Regions from separate parts of the Mus musculus genome. Here region 1 is linked to region 2. A link is a loop called in an ENCODE intact Hi-C map of the cell type or tissue named here. Cell type or tissue: heart. All regions are shown on one strand. Links, peaks and the distances in the headings refer to the core of each region. The heading gives the core; the rest is flanking DNA.

Region 1 (8,340 bases), core at 50-8,049, 62 kb before region 2:
GGATTGGTAAAGATCTTTTCCCAAACTGTTGGTTGCCATTTTGGCCTACTGACAGTGTCCTTTGCCATGCAGAAGCTTTGCAATTTTATGAGGTTCCATTTATCTATTGTTGATCTTAGAGCATAAGCCATTGGTGTTCTGTTCAGGACATTTCTCCCTGTGCCCATGAGATGGAGGCTCCTCCCCACTTTCTCTTCTATTAGTTTCAATGTATCTGGTTTTATGTGGAGGTCTTCGATCCACTTGGACTTGAGCTTCATACAAGGAGATAAGAATGGATCAATTTGCAGTCTTCTACATGCTGACATCCAGTTGAACCAGCACCATTTGTAGAAAATGTTGTCTTTTGTCCACTGGATGTGTTTAGATCTTTTATCAAAGATCAACTGACCATAGTTGTGAGAGTTCATTTCTGGGTCTTCAATTATATTCCTTTGATCAAAGGGCTCTTTTATGGAATTCATGTCCTCTGGTTTACATGGCCACTACAAATACCTGAGCTTCCATCCTTAGCTAATTTGAAGAAATGGTTATATGGCATGTATCTTAACACTCCTATATTTGGTCTTTCCATATCTTCACATTTCTCACAAATCTTCCTTCCTTTCCATGAATCCAACACTGATATGCTATGGCAAGATGAATGATGAGTGAACTGGCAATATAGTCCTCTGCAAGGGAATATCTGTACTTTTTGGTGTTTGTACAAAGGCTCATTCTACATTTTTTAACTGATGAAACTGGAGATCTAGAAAGAGCAAGAATCATGTTACCTCAGAGAAAAATGCTTCTACAGGGCCAAAATATAACTAACTAAACAAATAGATTCTGAAAATAAACAGGAACTTGAATTCGGTATTTATAGTAGGAGTGTGTTATGTGCATGACATAACATATGCAGAAGTCAGACTGTTAGGACTATTATAATTTCTATTCAGGATGTAGTTAAGAAGATAATCAGGGGGCTGGTGAGATGGCTCAGTGGGTTAGAGCACCCGACTGCTCTTCCGAAGGTCCAGAGTTCAAATCCCAGCAACCACATGGTGGCTCACAACCATCCGTAACAAAATCTGACCCCCTCTTCTGAGTGTCTGAAGACAGCTACAATGTACTTACATATAATAAATAAATAAATAAATAAATCTTTAAAAAAAAAAGAAGATAATCAGGGCAGTATTAACTTATTATAGGAAGAGAATAGGAAAGAATACAATTTAAAAACCAATGTCAATGTTTGTGCTGGGTGTTAGAAGACTGATTTTTTTGGCCTTGTAAGAATAGTAGTATGCTGGAAACACTTGAGGAATTTTGAACCAATCAGTTAATATTCAACCACTGGCTCTCCTCATTACAACATTGTGTGATATATGAAGAGTTAAATTTGGAGGAAATATTTTTAGCATCATTGTTAATTAGTTATGTTCAGTATGGTGAAACCTACTTCCATTATGAATTGGACTATATTCCAGAGCCCTTTAAAAAAGGATATAACTTGAATCAGCTGTTTGCTACCTTAGAACCCTTAATGAAGAATATATACCAGGGACTTTTAACGTCCATGTACAGGACATAAGATACCTGAATAATTCTACAAATCTGTTAAGTTTAATGCAAGAATATCCTGCATCACTTTTTTGTTCTTGTTTTTGTTTTTGTTTTTTGTTTTTTTTCGAGACAGGGTTTCACTGTATAGCCCTGGCTGTCCTGGAACTCACTCTGTATACCAGGCTGGCCTCAAACTCAGAAATCCGCCTGCCTCTGCCTCCCAAGTGCTGGGATTAAAGGCATGGGCCACCTCGCCCAGACTGCATCACTTTTAAATCAGGGAGCATTTATGATTAGTGTACTGAAGGACACAATCTATTAGTGAGAAGTACTATTTGATAATGAGATAGTATTCTGTATTTGGTATATAGCTTTTAGACTTGGCCTCAGTATTTAAGAAGATTGCTCAGTTTTCTCAGCTGCATATAGGCCCTGCCTTGCTGAAGTAACCCACATTTTTGTATGTTATATGGGATATTGAGATACATCCAGTTATGACAAAGGAAATCTGGAGTGAGAATTCATTATCTAAATAACATTTGACATGATCAAACATAACTTTTGAGGACTGCTGTCCCTTCAATTGCTAAATAGACACACTGCACTTTAAAGGGGATCATATTTCATATTCAGCAAAATCAATTTCAGTTTATGTTCTGTTAGGCCTGTTGAAAATCCATGCCTAAGTTATCACTTGGGCTTCTAAATAACCTTTGTTTCTTCAAGCTTTGCTTTGTACTATTTACCCTCTTAGTGAACATTTCTCAAATCCCTTGCGTGGACTGAGTGTGACTTCCCTTGGAAGCTCTGAGGGAATCATCCCTATATTGTGACTCTCCTCAATGTAGACTGGACACAGGATAGAATTAAACTTAGATTACAGGCAGTTTGTTATAAATGTTCATCTGAAGACAGAGACTTTTATTCCATATGTATTTACCATAAGTGTCATACTCTAAGTGCCTTAAATGCCTCACTTATTCCTTCAGAACTTCCAAAGGCTTTGTAGGATTTTTTTTTTATTCTCATTTTTGGAAATTTCCAACCTAATCTATATATAAATCCTTCTTTATTAAAACTATTTCTTTCTTTCGATCATTCTAACATTTCATATGTGTTAATATCATAAGATACAATAAGTTTAACAAACAAATTCACAAGCTACTATGAGAACATTTATTCAGAGGTGGGGAACAAGCAATGTTTATCCCCTCTTTCTAAGTCTCAATGGCAGGACATCTCAAAATTATCGTAGTTCAATGAAAGATGTCAGTGAATTCACTAGGTTTACATACACAAAATTGACAAGGTGTTTCTTATGAGACTGTGGCTATTCTAAAATCAGTCACATTAAAAATGCCTTCCACGGGCTGGGCGTGGTGGCGCACGCCTTTAATCCCAGCACTCGGGAGGCAGAGGCAGGCAGATTTCTGAGTTCGAGGCCAGCCTGGTCTACAGAGTGAGTTCCAGGACAGCCAGGGCTACACAGAGAAACCCTGTCTCGAAAAACCAAAAAAAAAAAAAAAGCCTTCCTCAGGCTGGAGCAATGGCTCAGTGGTTAAGAGCATGTACTGCTCTTCCAGAGGACCTCAGTTCAATTCCCAGTAAGTACATGGTGGCTTGCAACCATCTATAATGGAATCCAACGCCCTCTTCTGGTGTGTCTGAAGAAAGGTACAGTGTATATTCATGGACAAAAAAAAAAAATCTTAAAAAAAAATGCCTTACTAGCACTTAGTAACTTATCCTGTCTGTTGGGATCTGTGAGTATCAAAGTCTTTGTTTCCTTTGTTAGTATGCCACTTTTGGAGGCATGTGGCTGGGAAAACTTTTAAGTTCTTTTGAGGAGCCATTAAATCTATAAGGTAGAAGTAACTAGAATCAGAACAAAACAAAACATTAAGATGCAAAATGAATGCCTTGTAAGTTGAATATTTCTTCCTTGTGTAATAGGGATACTATTGACTAGATGGGACCATTGAGAATAATGGTGGGTATCATTTGATCTTGTGCCATGTGGTTATATTACTTAAAGACCTGGTAAAATTAAATGGCCTATGTTTTATGATATCATTATCAATCATTACCAAGTCCCATGATTGCTTACATTTTATGAGGATTCCCTAAGTGAAATTTAGAACAACCGAAGAAGTAGTGGGTTTCTGTTGTATGTGAACTGGGCCCTTGAGTAGAGTAAACCTATTTCCCATCAGGGAATTCCGGGTTCTTGCATAGCCCCCTTATGACTTTCCTTGGGGCAGGAAGGAAGATGCTGATACTATGAAAAAGAGGACTGGGAAGGCAGATGAGAGAAGAGACAGGAGCTGATTTCACATAGCACAGCAAAATCTTTGTGCTAACCCTGAGCCTAACCCTAAACCTGTAACCCTAACCACTCTAACCCTAATCTAAACAATCTTTATCTTAATCCTAACCCTCTAATCCCCTAACTCTAACCCTGTATCTTGTAAGGGAGTTTTCTTAATTATTCCTTTTGAAGTGAGAAACCCTTGCTATATCTTGGTCTTTTGAGAATTTAAGATCCACCTTTAATCCAGGCTACACATTCTTTCTGAAACCTACATACATAAAGGACCTTAAACAGGGAAGTTCTTTCAAATTGTCTACTTCTTTCCCTACATTTTTTAGCAAGGTGTTTTGTTTGTTCATTCATTCATTTGTTTTGTTTCTAAACTGGCATTAGTAAGTACGTATTTCCTCAGAATTATGGTAAGTACTCAAGATCCGCTGAGATATCAAGCAATGTGAACTCAACAAGTCCTTGATTTTTCTTGTTTCCCTTGGCAATGAACGTGCTCAGCCATTATTGGGCTAGGAGGACCACTGTCTGTGAGACATTCTATTAATCCCCTTTCTACATACATAGAGAAATTCGTCCTACAAGATGAGGTATGATTATCTGTACTAATACAACTGTGGTTTGTCTCAACCTTGCCACTGAGGAAGATGTATTGGCTAACAACAGTGCTCTACACTGTTTGTCATCTCTTTCCTGCTTTTCTCCCAAGGTTGTTTCATACCTTTTTGGTGAAAAGGACCTGCAGTTTCCCTGAAGCCAGCATCAAGCTACAAAACAAAACCCTTGTTTCCTAAAATCTGCTTTCATATTAATATCCTGGGCATCCTTCCACTGGTGAGCCAGATTGATACCTCCACTCTCAGTTCAGTAAAAGGCTAGCGAACCTTGATTTCAGGAAAAAGGGGAAGTGCTGTGAGGAAAGCTCAAGCAAGCCAGGAAGTAGGTCATGGTGAGTGCAGGACCACTGCCACAAATGGAAGGATCGGGCAGCTGAACAGTCTGAGCTGAAATGCTGTGTCCTCTCCCACCGCTTGGAGGATAGACACAAATTCTAATGGAGAGCAAGTCAGACCAGAGTTCTGGAAAAGGTCTGACCTGGGACTAGAAGCTCTATTTAACCTTGAGGAGGGGTAAGACTCACTGGCCAATCAAGGCCCCCAGGCGGACCTGTCAGTCAGACAGAGAGGGTTGTTCCGGATAACTTGCTGCAGGTTTGTTTTGGAGTGCAGGAGTGAATAGTCCTTTCTGTCCTGCTTTGAGTACTGCTGTTGGGTGCCATGGGGGGACCTTAAGCAAGCTCTGAAGTTGAGACATGGTGAGTGCGAGATCACTGCCCAAAAAGGGGAGGGGCAGGCGGATGAACAGCCAGAGCTGCAATGGTGGATCCTCCTCTAGGGCTGCACGGGACGAAGATAGAGGAGGCTCTAGGAGGACAGGCACAAAGGCTACCCGAATGCAAAGCACTCCCGAGATCTGTAAAAGGACTGGCCCCGGACAGGAAGCACACTTTAAACTAGAGGAGGGGTAAGACTCGCTGGCCAATCAAGGCTTCTGGGCGGAACTGCCATTCATACTTTGAGGCGGGGTCTAACGGTTGCCTGCTTGAAGTTTGTTTTTGCTCTGCAGGATTAAACAGTTCTCTGTATCCTGCTTTGAGCGCTGCTGTTGGGTGCTGTGAGGGGACCTCAAGTAAGCTCCATTTTTGAAACATGGTAAGCACATGGTTACTGTCTATAATGGATAGGGGCAGGTGGCTGAGCAGTGGGAACTGAGGTGGTGGGTCCTCTCTTGGGCTGGATGGGGAGCCTCAGCCAGATGTAACCCAATGTGGCCAATTGTGTGTTCCTTTGTGATGCTCCTCACTTGCTAAAACAGGCGGTGAACTCTGAATAACATCAGTATCAGGGCTGAATCAGCTCAAAACATTAGGATTAGAGGCTTGCTTGTAGAAATATCACGGGCAGGATGCCAAACTTGTAGAGCCCTGGTTTCTCTTGAGTCTTCTGTAAGTTTTGCCCCTAGCATTTACCTATTAAGTATAAGATCCATTTGTAGTTAATTTTGTGGAGCTGTTAAAAGGCATCTCATGTGTTGGGTAGCACTCCCATATTAATTGAGATGTAGAAGAGTAGAATTGATGATGTAAAGGGTTTACCAAGCTTAGGAAATAGTGACAGTAAGTAGCATTTAGCTGATGGAGGACTGTGTCAAAAACACCCCACAGGTTAGTATGCTAAGCAGGCCGGTTAGAGACTAGGATGCTAGGATTCACATGTTTGCTCCCCAGGTTTGTCTACACAGCTGGCTCCAAACTATAACAAAGGAGAGACAACTGTGATGTACAACCAGCCACTTGGCCCATGCTCAAAGCAAAAAGCAGGTCTGTAACAAGCTGCTCAATCCATCATTACAGAGTCACAACCAACATTAATGCCTGGTGTGCCTAAAGCTCCCATTTTCTAATTGAGAAAAGCATAGTTCTCCCACTCCACTGGTTGACATCCATTTGAGAAGGAAAAACACCTATGTGCTTGCAGACAGGAGCCGAGCATGGCTGTCCTCTGAGAGGCTCTACCAGCATCTGAGACAGATGCAGATACTTACAGCCAACAAATGGACTCCGGTCAGGGAACCCTATGGAAGAGTTAGGGGAAGGATTGAAGGAGCTGTAGGGGATGCCAGTCCCTTAAGAAGACCTATAGTGTCATGTAACCTAGACCCCTAGGAGCTCACAGAGACCAATCCATCAACCAAAGAGAATACATGGGCTGGTCCATGGTCCCAGGAACATATGTAGCAGAGGACTGCATCGTCTGTACCGAATAGGAGACTATACACCTAATCTTGTAGACTTGATTCCCCCGGGAAGAAGAAAGAGGAAGGTGAGGAGTGGATGAGAGGAGTGGAGATGGGGTGATGGAGCATGGTCTCAAAGACAAAGGGAAGGGGGAGGAGGGTAAAGAACCTTGGGGGGAACCAGATCATGGGCCACAGTTAGAATGTAAATAAATATACAGAGAGAGAGATGGAGAGACTGAGACTGTTGTATGGAGGGCTAGCCTTATCAAGTAAATCTTTCCCTAAAGTTCTCATGTATAAAGAATGATATAACTCCTTCTCAAACCCAGGAACATACTTGGCAGAGCCAATAATGGTCTGGAGCCTAGGCCTTGGGAGCTTTTTCTGAGGTTACAATGTATTGAGAATTAAATAGAGCTCCCTTTCTAAAGCCAGGAAAGTCCTTGGGAGAGCTGGTAATGGCCTGGGGCCAAGGCCTTCATGACAATATATATCTTCAGAACCCAACTCTTTTTTTTTCTTTTCTTTTCTTTTTTTTTTTTTTTTCTGTTTTTTTGAGACAAGTTTTCTCTGTGTTGCCCTGGCTGTCCTTGAACTCACTCTGTAGATCAGGCTGGCCTTGAACTCAGAAATCCGCCTGCCTTGCCTCCCGAGTGCTGGGATTAAAGCATGTGCCACCACTGCCCAGGAGTAACATTCTTGAGATAAGGGGTAATCTCCTTGTGCAGCTTCTTAGACGAAGGTGAGGTCTTCTTAGAAGTCTCCCATTGATTTCCATCTTCCCTCTGAAAGTAGAATACAAGCTGCTATTCTTAAGAGCTTTACTTAGCACAAGACATGGCTTCTGCAAGACCTCCCCACCACACACAACTTTAATCATTCTTTTTTTCTTTTTTTAAACATGTATATGTATATATGTTGTATATGATTGCTCTCTTCAGAAACACCAGAAGAGGGCATCAGATCCCATTACAGATGGTTGTGAGCCACAATGTGGTTGCTGGGAATTGAATGCAGGAATCCTGGAAGAGCATTCGGCACTCTTAGCCACTAAGGCATCTCTCCAGCCCACTTTTATACATTCTACCTTCTACTTTTTGGCTTTTTCATCCTCTGGGCTCTTGGACTTTGGGCCCTGTCACTGAAGAATCACCCTTTGTATTAGGGCACTGGTGTAATTAAGAAATAGTTTCTGGAATATCTTTGCTGGAAACATCTCCCATCTACCTCATTGGCTAGACTCTCCTGTCACTATTTAAACTGTCTAAAGTATAACATGAAGCCTGATCCTAAAAGAACATAGACAGAGCTGAATTTGTGCTATCATTATAGAGATTTTTTTTAAAGTAATCTTTGTGTATAAAGTGATTTCTCCTGGGAAGGCATGTGAAGTCTAACACAACTGTATCTTCAGCCTTTTAGAAAGATGTTTCCTAGAAAAGCTTTGTTGACTCAGGTCACCTTGCTGCCAGTCTGTAGGTCCCCAGAGAAATGACCTTGCTTGCCTCTTGATTAAACTTCCTAAATTCTTTAGTTAAAAGGCTGTACCCCAACAGAGTTTTAAAATTGCCCATTGGAGTCATGGAGTGAACTGTCCATTGCAGCAACAGGAAAAGGACGGGCATGTGGAGCACGGCTTCTGCCTTCAGACCAGAGCATGGGGGGCAGGTTGCTGT
Region 2 (8,340 bases), core at 62-8,061:
AAATCTGTTAAGTTTGATGAAAGAATATCCTGCATCACTTTTAAATCAGGGAGCATTTGTTATTAGTGTACTGAAGGACACCATCTATTAGTGAGAAGTACTATTTGATAATGAGATAGTATTCTGTATTTGGTATATAGCTTTTAGACTTGGCCTCAGTATTTAAGAAGATTGCTCAGTTTTCCTCAGCTGTATATAGGCCCTGCTGTGCTGAAGTAACCCACATTCTTGTATGTTGTATGAGATATTGAGATACATCCATTTATGGCAAAGGAAATCTGGAGTGAGAACTCATTATCTAAATAACATTTGACATGATCAAACATAACTTTGGAGGACTGCTGTCCCTTCAGTTGCTAAATAGACACACTGCACTTTAAAGGGGATCATATTTCATATTCAGCAAAATCAATTTCAGTTCATGTTCCGGTAGGCCTGTTGAAAAGCCATGCCTAAGTTATCACTTGGGCTTCTAAATAACTTTTGTTTCTTCAAGCTTTGCTTTGTACTATTTTCCCTCTTAGTGAATATTTCTCAATACCCTTGGGTAGACTGAGTGTGACTTCCCTTGGAAGCTCTGAGGGAATCATCCCCATATTTTGACTCTCCTCAATATAGCCTGGACACAGGATAGAATTAAACTTAGATTACAGGCAGTTTGTCATAAATGTTCATCTGAAGACAGAGACTTTTATTCCATAATATTTACCATAAGTGTCATACTCTAAGTGCCTTAAATGCCTCACTTATTCCTTCAGAACTTCCAAAGGCTTTGTAGGAGTTTTTTTAATTCTCATTTTTGGAAATTTCCATCCTAATCTATATATGAATCCTTCTTTATTAAAACTATTTCTTTCTTTCGATCATTCTAACATTTTATATTTGTTAATATCATAAGATACAATAAGTTTAACAAATAAATTCACATTCTACTATGACAACATTTATTCAGGGGTGGGGAACAAGGTATGTTTATCCCCTCTTTCTAAGTTCTCAATGGCACCACATCTCAAAATTATCATAGTTCAATGAAAGATGTCAGTGAGTTCACTGGGTTTACATACACAAAATTGACAAGGTGTTTCTTATGCGACTATGGATATTCTAAATCAGTCACATTAAAAAGGCCTTCCTCGGGCTGGAGCAATAGCGCAGTTGTTAAGAGCATGCACTGCTCTTCCAGAGGACCTCAGTTCAATTCCCAGTAAGCACATGGTGGCTTGCAACCATCTATAATGGAATCCAACGCCTTCTTCTGGTGTATCTGAGGACAGCTACAGTGTATATTCATGGACATTAAAAAAAAATCTTAAAAAAATGCCTTACTAGCACTTAGTAACTTATACTTGTCTGTTGGGATCTGTGAATATCAAAGTCATTGTATCCTTTGTTAGTATGCCACTTTTGGAGGTATGTGGATGGGAAAACTTTTAGGTTCTTTTGAGGAGCCATTAAATCTGTAAGGTAGAAGTTACTAGAATCAGAACAAAACAAAACATTAAGATGCAAAACGAATACTTTGTAAGTCTGATATTTCTTCTTTGTGTAATAGGGATACTATTGACTCGGTGGGACCATCAAGAATAATGGTGCCTACCATTTGATCTTGAACCATGTGGTTATATTACCTAAAGACCTGGTAAAATTAAATGGTCTATGCTTTATATCATTATCAAAAAAAGACACCAAGCCCCATGATTGCTTACATTTTAAGAGGATTCCCTAGGTGAAATTTAAAACAACAACTGAAGAAATAGTGGTTTTCTGTTGTATGAGAACTGGGCCCCTGAGTAAAGTAAACCTATTTCCCATCAGGGAATTCCGGGTTCTTGCATAGCCCCCTTATGACTTTCTTTGGGGCAGGAAGGAAGATGCTGATAGTATGAAAAAGAGGACTGGGAAGGCAGATGAGAGAAGAGACAGGAGCTGATTTCACATAGCACAGCAAAATCTTTGTGCTAACCCTGAGCCTAACCCTAAACCTGTAACCCTAACCACACTAACCCTAATCTAAACACTCTTTATCTTAATCCTAACCCTCTAATCCCCTAACTCTAACCCTGCATCCTGTAAGGGAGTTTTCTTAATTATTCCTTTTGAAGTGAGAAACCCTTGCTATATCTTGGTCTTTTGAGAGTTTAAGATCCACCTTTAATCCAGGCTACACATTCTTTCTGAAACCTACATACATAAAGGACCTTAAACAGGGAAGTTCTTTCAAATTGTCTACTTCTTTCCCTACATTTTTTAGCAAGGTGTTTTGTTTGTTCATTCATTCATTTTGTTTTGTTTTTAAACTGGCATTAGTAAGTACGTATTTCTTCAGAATTCTGGTAAGTTCTCAAGATCCGCTGAGATATCAAGCAATGTGAACTCAACAAGTCCTTGATTTTTCTTCTTTCCCTTGGCAATGAATGTGCTAAGCCATTATTGGACTAGGAGGACCACTGTCTGTGAGACATTCTATTAATCCCCTTTCTACATACATAAAGAAATTCGTCCTATGAGATGAGGTACGATTATCTGTACTAATACAACTGTGGTTTGTCTCCACCCTGCCACTGAGGAAGATGCGCTGGCTAACAACAGTGCTCTACACTGTTTGTCATCTCTTTCCTGGTTTTCTCCCAAGGTTGTTTCATACCTCTTTGGTGAAAAGGACCTGCATTTCCCCTGGTCCAGCATCAAGCTACAAAACAAAACTCTTGTATCCTAAAATCCTCTTTAGTGTTATTATCCTGGGCATCCTTCCACTGGTGAGCCAGATTGATAACTCCACTCCCAGTTTAGTAAAAGGCTAGCGACCTTGATTTCAGGAAGAAGGGGAAGTGCTGTGAGGAAAGCTCAAGCAAGCCAGGAAGTAGGTCATGGTGAGTGCAGGACCACTGCTACAACGGGAAGGAGCAGGCGGCTGAACAGCCTGAGCTGAAATGCTGTCTCCACTCCCACCGCTCGGAGGATAGACACAAATGCTAATGGAGAGCAAGTCAGACCAGAGATCTGGAAAAGGTCTGACCCAAGACTGGAAGCTCTATTTAACCTTGAGGAGGGGTAAGACTCATTGGGCAATCTAGGGCCCCAGGCGGATCTGCCAGTCAGACAATGAGGAGGGTTCTTCCGGGTGGCTTGCTGCACGTTCGTTTTGGAATGCAGGAGTGAATAGTCCTTTCCGTCCTGCTTTGAGTAATGCTGTTGGGTGCCATTGGGGACCTTAAGCGAGCTCCGAAGTTGAGACATGGTGAGTGCGAGATCACTGCCCACAAAGGGGAGGAGCAGGCGGATGAACAGCCGGAGCTGCAATGGTGGATCCTCCTCAAAGTCGGCCTGGGACCACAGATAGAGGAGGCTCTAGGAGGATAGGCACAAATGCCACCCGAATGCAAACCACTCCCGAGATCTGTAAAAGGACTGGACCGGGACAGGAAGCACACTTTAATCTAGAGGCGGGGTAAGACTCGCTGGCCAATCAAGGATTCCAGGGCGAACTGCCAGTCAGACAATGAGGCGGGGTCTTCCGGATGCCTTGCTGGAAGTTTGTTTTTGCTCTACAGGATTGAACCGTCTCTGTGTCTTGCTTTGAGCGCTGCTGTTGGGTGCTGTGAGTGGACCTCAAGTAAGCTCCGTTTTTGAAACATGGTAAGCGCATGGTTACTGTCTATAATGGGTAGGGGCAGGTGGCTGAGCAGTGGGAGCTGAGGTGGTGTGTCCTCTCTGGGGCTGTATGGGAAGCCTCAGCCAGATGTAACCAGATGTGGCCAATTGTGCGGTCCTTTGTGATGCTCCTCACTTGCTAAAACAGGCGGTGAACTCTGAATAACATCAGTATCAGGGCTGAATCAGCTCAAAACATTAGGATTAGGGGCTTGCTTGTAGAAATTTCACGGGCAGGATGCCAAACTTGGAGAGCCCTAGTTTCTCTTGAATCTTCTATAAGTTTTGCCCCCAGCATTTACCTATTAAGTATAAGATCCATTTGTAGTTAATTTTGTGGAGCTGTTAAAAGGCATCTCATGTGTTGGGTAGCACTCCCATACTAAGCTGAGATGTAGAAGAGTAGAATTGATGATTTAAATGGTTTACCAAGCTTAAGAAATAGTGACAGTAAGTAGCATTTAGCTGATGGAGGACTGTGTCAAAAACACCCCACAGGTTAGTATGCTAAGCAGGCCGGTTAGAGACTAGGATGCTAGGATTCACATGTTTGCTCCCCAGGTTTGTCTACACAGCTGGCTCCAAACTATAACAAAGGAGAGACAACTGTGATGTACAACCAGCCACTTGGCACATGCTCAAAGCAAAAAGCAGGTCTGTAACAAGCTGCTCAATCCATCATTACAGAGTCACAACCAACATTAATGCCTGGTGTGCCTAAAGCTCCCGTTTTCTAATTGAGAAAAGCATAGTTCTGCCACATGGAAAAATTACACTGGTTGACATCCATTTGAGAAGGAAAAACACCTATGTGCTTGCAGACAGGAGCTGAGCATGGCTGTCCTCTGAGAGGCTCTACCAGTAACTGAGACAGATGCAGATACTTACAGCCAACCAATGGACTCCAGTCAGGGACCCTATGGAAGAGTTAGGGGAAGGATTGAAGGAGCTGTATGGTATACCAGTCCCTTAAGAAGACCAATAGTATCATGTAACCTAGACCCCTGGGAGCTCACAGAGACGAAGCCATCAACCAAAGAGAATACATGGGCTGGTCCATGGTCCCAGGAACATATGTAGCAGAGGACTGCATTGTCTGTACCGAATAGGAGACTATACACCTAATCTTGTAGACTTGATTCCCCCGGGAAGAAGAATGAGGAAGGTGAGGAGTGGGTGAGAGGAGTGGAGATGGGGTGATGGGGCAAGGTCTCAAAGGCAAAGGGAAGGGGGAGGAGGGTAAAGAACCTTGGGAGGGAACCAGATCATGGGCCACAGTTAGAATGTAAATAAATAAACAGAGAGAGATGGAGAGACTGAGACTGTTGTATGGAGGGCTACCCTTATCAAGTAATCTTTCCCTAAAGTTCTCATGTATAAAGAGTGATATAACTCCTTCTCAAACCCAGGAACATATTTGCAGAGCCAATAATGGACTGGAGCCTAGGCCTTGGGAGCTTTTTTTGTGGCTACAATGTATTGAGAATTAAATAGATCTCCCTTTCTAAAGCTTGGAAAGTCCTTGGGCGAGATGGTAATTTCCTGGGGCCAAGGCCTTCATGACAATTTATATCCTCAGAACGCAACTTTTTTTTTCTTTTCTTTTTCTTTTTTTTTTTCTTTTTTTTTCTGGTGTTTTGAGACAAGGTTTCTCTGTGTTGCCCTGGCTGTCCTAGAACTCACTCTGTAGACCATACTGGCCTTGAACTCAGAAATCTGCCTGCCTCTACCTCCTGAGTGCTGGGATTAAAGCGTACTCAAACACTGCCCAGGAGTAATGTTCTTGAGATATGGGGTAACCTCCTTATGCACCTTCTTAGAGGAAGGTGAGGTCTTCTTACAAGTCTCCCATTGATTTCCATCTTCCCTCTGTAAGTAGAATACAAGCTGCTATTCTTAAGAGCTTTACTTAGCACAAGACATGGCTTTTGCAACACCTCTCCACCACAACTTTTATTCATTCTTTTTTGTTTTATATATATATATATATATAATATGTGTATTTGATTGCTCTCTTCAGAAACAACAAACAGAAGAGGGCATCAGATCCCATTACAGATGGTTGTGAGCCACCATGTGGTTGCTGGGAATTGAATGCAGGACCCCTGGAAGAGCACTTGGCACTCTTAACTGCTAAGCCATCTCTCCAGCCCACTTTTATACATTCTACCTTCTACTTTTTGGCTTTTTCATCCTCTAGGCTCTTGGACTTTGGGCCCTGTCACTGAAGAATCACCCTTTGTATTAGGGCACTGGTGTAATTAAGAAATAGATTCTGGGCCCATTGGTCGTGCAAACTTTATCTGCCTCAATACAGGGGAACGCCAGGGCAAGAAGTGGGAGTGGGTGGGTAGGGGAGTGGGTGGAGGGTATGGGGGACTTTTGAGATAGCATTGTAAATTTAAATGTGGAAAAGACCTAATAAAAAAATTAAAAAAAAAAAACGAAATAGTGTCTGGAATATCTTTGCTGTAAAAATCTCCCATCTACCTCATTGGCTAGACTCTCCTGTTCCTATTTAAACTGTCTAAAGTATAACATGAAGCCTGATCCTAAAAGAACATAGACAGAGCTGAATTTGTGCTATCATTATAGAGATTTTTTTTAAAGTAATCTTTAATTGTGTGTAGAGTGATTTCTCCTGGGAAGGCATGTGAAGTCTAAGACAACTGTATCTTCAGCCTTTAGAAAGATGTTTCCAAGAAAAACTTTATTGTCTCAGGTCACCTTGCTGCCAGTCTGTAGGTCCCCAGGGAAATGACCTTGCTTGCCTCTTGATTAAACTTCCTAAATTCTTTAGTTAAAAGGCTGTACCCCAACAGAGTTTTTAAATTACCCATTGGAGTCATGGAGTGAACTGTCCATTGCAGCAACAGGAAAAGGATGGGCATGTGGAGCACGGCTTCTGCCTTCCGACCAGAGCATGGGGAACAGGTTCCTGTGTACACTGCACAGTGAAATAGGATAGGCAGTAGCTACATCACAGATTAAAGTTTAAGGGAGTCAGCTGCAGGGGGCACCTTTATGAAGAAAGACCTGATACAAGCAGGGTGAGTGAGTGTGTAATTTCCCAGCATGTATTAATTCATGTATGTGAAGAAAAACAGACCAGATTGCAGGGGTGTACAGTTTGGGTACGTTAGCTTGAGCCAGTGAATATTGACTTATCCATTAGGAGACTGCCTTGTGGAGATGTGTGGAATGCTCACTGATATAGTTAAGTCAGCTCAAAAAATTGAGACATAAACAATTGGCTCTGCTGTGTTTGTCAGCAGTAACATTGCACATAGGGACAAGGTCACACACTGTCTTATTAATGCCATTCTCTCTACCAGGTATGTCTGCTCTTTTTTAAAGGTAGTATATGTATCTGTTTTCTTCAGATATATTTATTTATCTTTTTAAAAGGTCAGTTGTTGGTATTACTTTTTGAATTTCATTTTCTGTATGTATCACTGCTGTAATCTCTTGTTCGTTTCTATTCTCCAAAGTTTCCTCATCATTAAGAATTTCATTCCCTTTGTTCAGAGGCTTTCATATTTGTTTCTGTTTAGAGCAATGTCTTCTGTAGCTGAGACCTTGGTCATTATATGTAGTTAAGACTTGCTTTGAAAACCTAATCCTGGCTCTGCTGCACTGTGCCTTCAAGACAGTCATACACCTCCTTTCAGGCTGGGCACTATTGCTCTGTGTGAAGAAAAATGAGTATCCTCTAACCTCCATGTCTCTTTTGTGGGAATTACAGATAAAGAGGGACAGTGTAACAATTGAGTTCATCGACCAGCTTTGAAGCTTGTGTAGTCACAGCACAGAAAGGCTATGGAGGGCAGAAAGCGGGAGCTTTCCTGTTTTGACAGTAGTTGGCTTTAGTGATGAGTACTCAGGTAATCAATTTTAGATTTTCAGTAAAAGTCCAAACTGGCCATTTTGGGAAGTTCACAGACCAGGGCAATCAAGAATCTGCATGTAAACTGAATTTATTTCTAGAAACCAAATTTCTGTAGTTACACTTGTTCAACCAACACAGAAGATCTGTACAAACAGGTGTCGCTGGGCATACCAGGATTGTTATATTTTTGTCCAATAGTACACAGCCTGCAAGAAAATGTATGAATAATACTTGGTGTGTTCTAATACATATGTCTAGTCCATGAACAATATTGTACCATAAAGACTGTTCAACATTTAAAATAATATTTGAGGTCATAATTAATCATTTGAACCGTCTCATTTTTTCCCACTGCTAAGTCTCAAACCCTGGGACAAATGACTGAGGTGCCTATCTAACAAATCAAAGCGGATGTGGCTGTCAATTCTCCTTGACATTCTAGTTCCTTCCTGTTACAAGGTGTGCCTGTTAGGACTGCCCCGCTAGGCCAGGGGTTGGTCTGTCTCTCAACTGCCCTTTCTTTTGTAATTCAACCATTTGATTAACTGGTCTTTTTTTATTTATCGTTTACTCCGCTGACTGACTGGTTATTTTTTCTAGACTAATAGGTTATTTCTCTGCCTTTGAAATCCGCCTGTTGAACCTAGATTAGATTAGATTAGATTAGATTAGATTAGATGAGATGAGATGTAGGTTTTTTTAGGAAGTCCCTTTGGGAGGGGTGGCAGAGGGGGAAAGAAAGACATTAGGTTGTGTGCACAGAGAGGAAAGGGAAGGAAAAGGGCAAGAGGAGACCACAA

The links. A loop is a pair of places that touch in the nucleus more often than their neighbours do. Peaks named below come from ENCODE experiments on the same cell type or tissue, not always from the same donor. Only the 100,000 strongest peaks of a DNase experiment are listed, where the experiment ranks them.
Region 1: it touches region 2 in a loop (5-fold over the local background); 3 of 42 quality-filtered maps call a loop at or near these places.

Annotation. Positions count from the first base shown.
Region 1 is chr13:74,519,591-74,527,930 of GRCm38, reverse strand. It overlaps the pseudogene Gm20590. Among named protein-coding and RNA genes, the nearest start is that of Zfp825, 30 kb to the right of the region's middle. In heart, for the core only: a CTCF peak has its summit at 4,903; a DNase peak (open chromatin) is centred at 5,320; H3K4me3 peaks cover 1,518 bases; H3K27ac peaks cover 1,356 bases.
Region 2 is chr13:74,457,878-74,466,217 of GRCm38, reverse strand. E430024I08Rik (a long non-coding RNA gene) reads left to right here and starts at 2,606. Exons shown (of 8, transcript XR_003950546.1): 1 at 2,606-3,009; 2 at 3,552-3,636. In heart, for the core only: no CTCF peak of the experiment used is centred there; a DNase peak (open chromatin) is centred at 3,427; H3K4me3 peaks cover 1,501 bases; H3K27ac peaks cover 1,156 bases.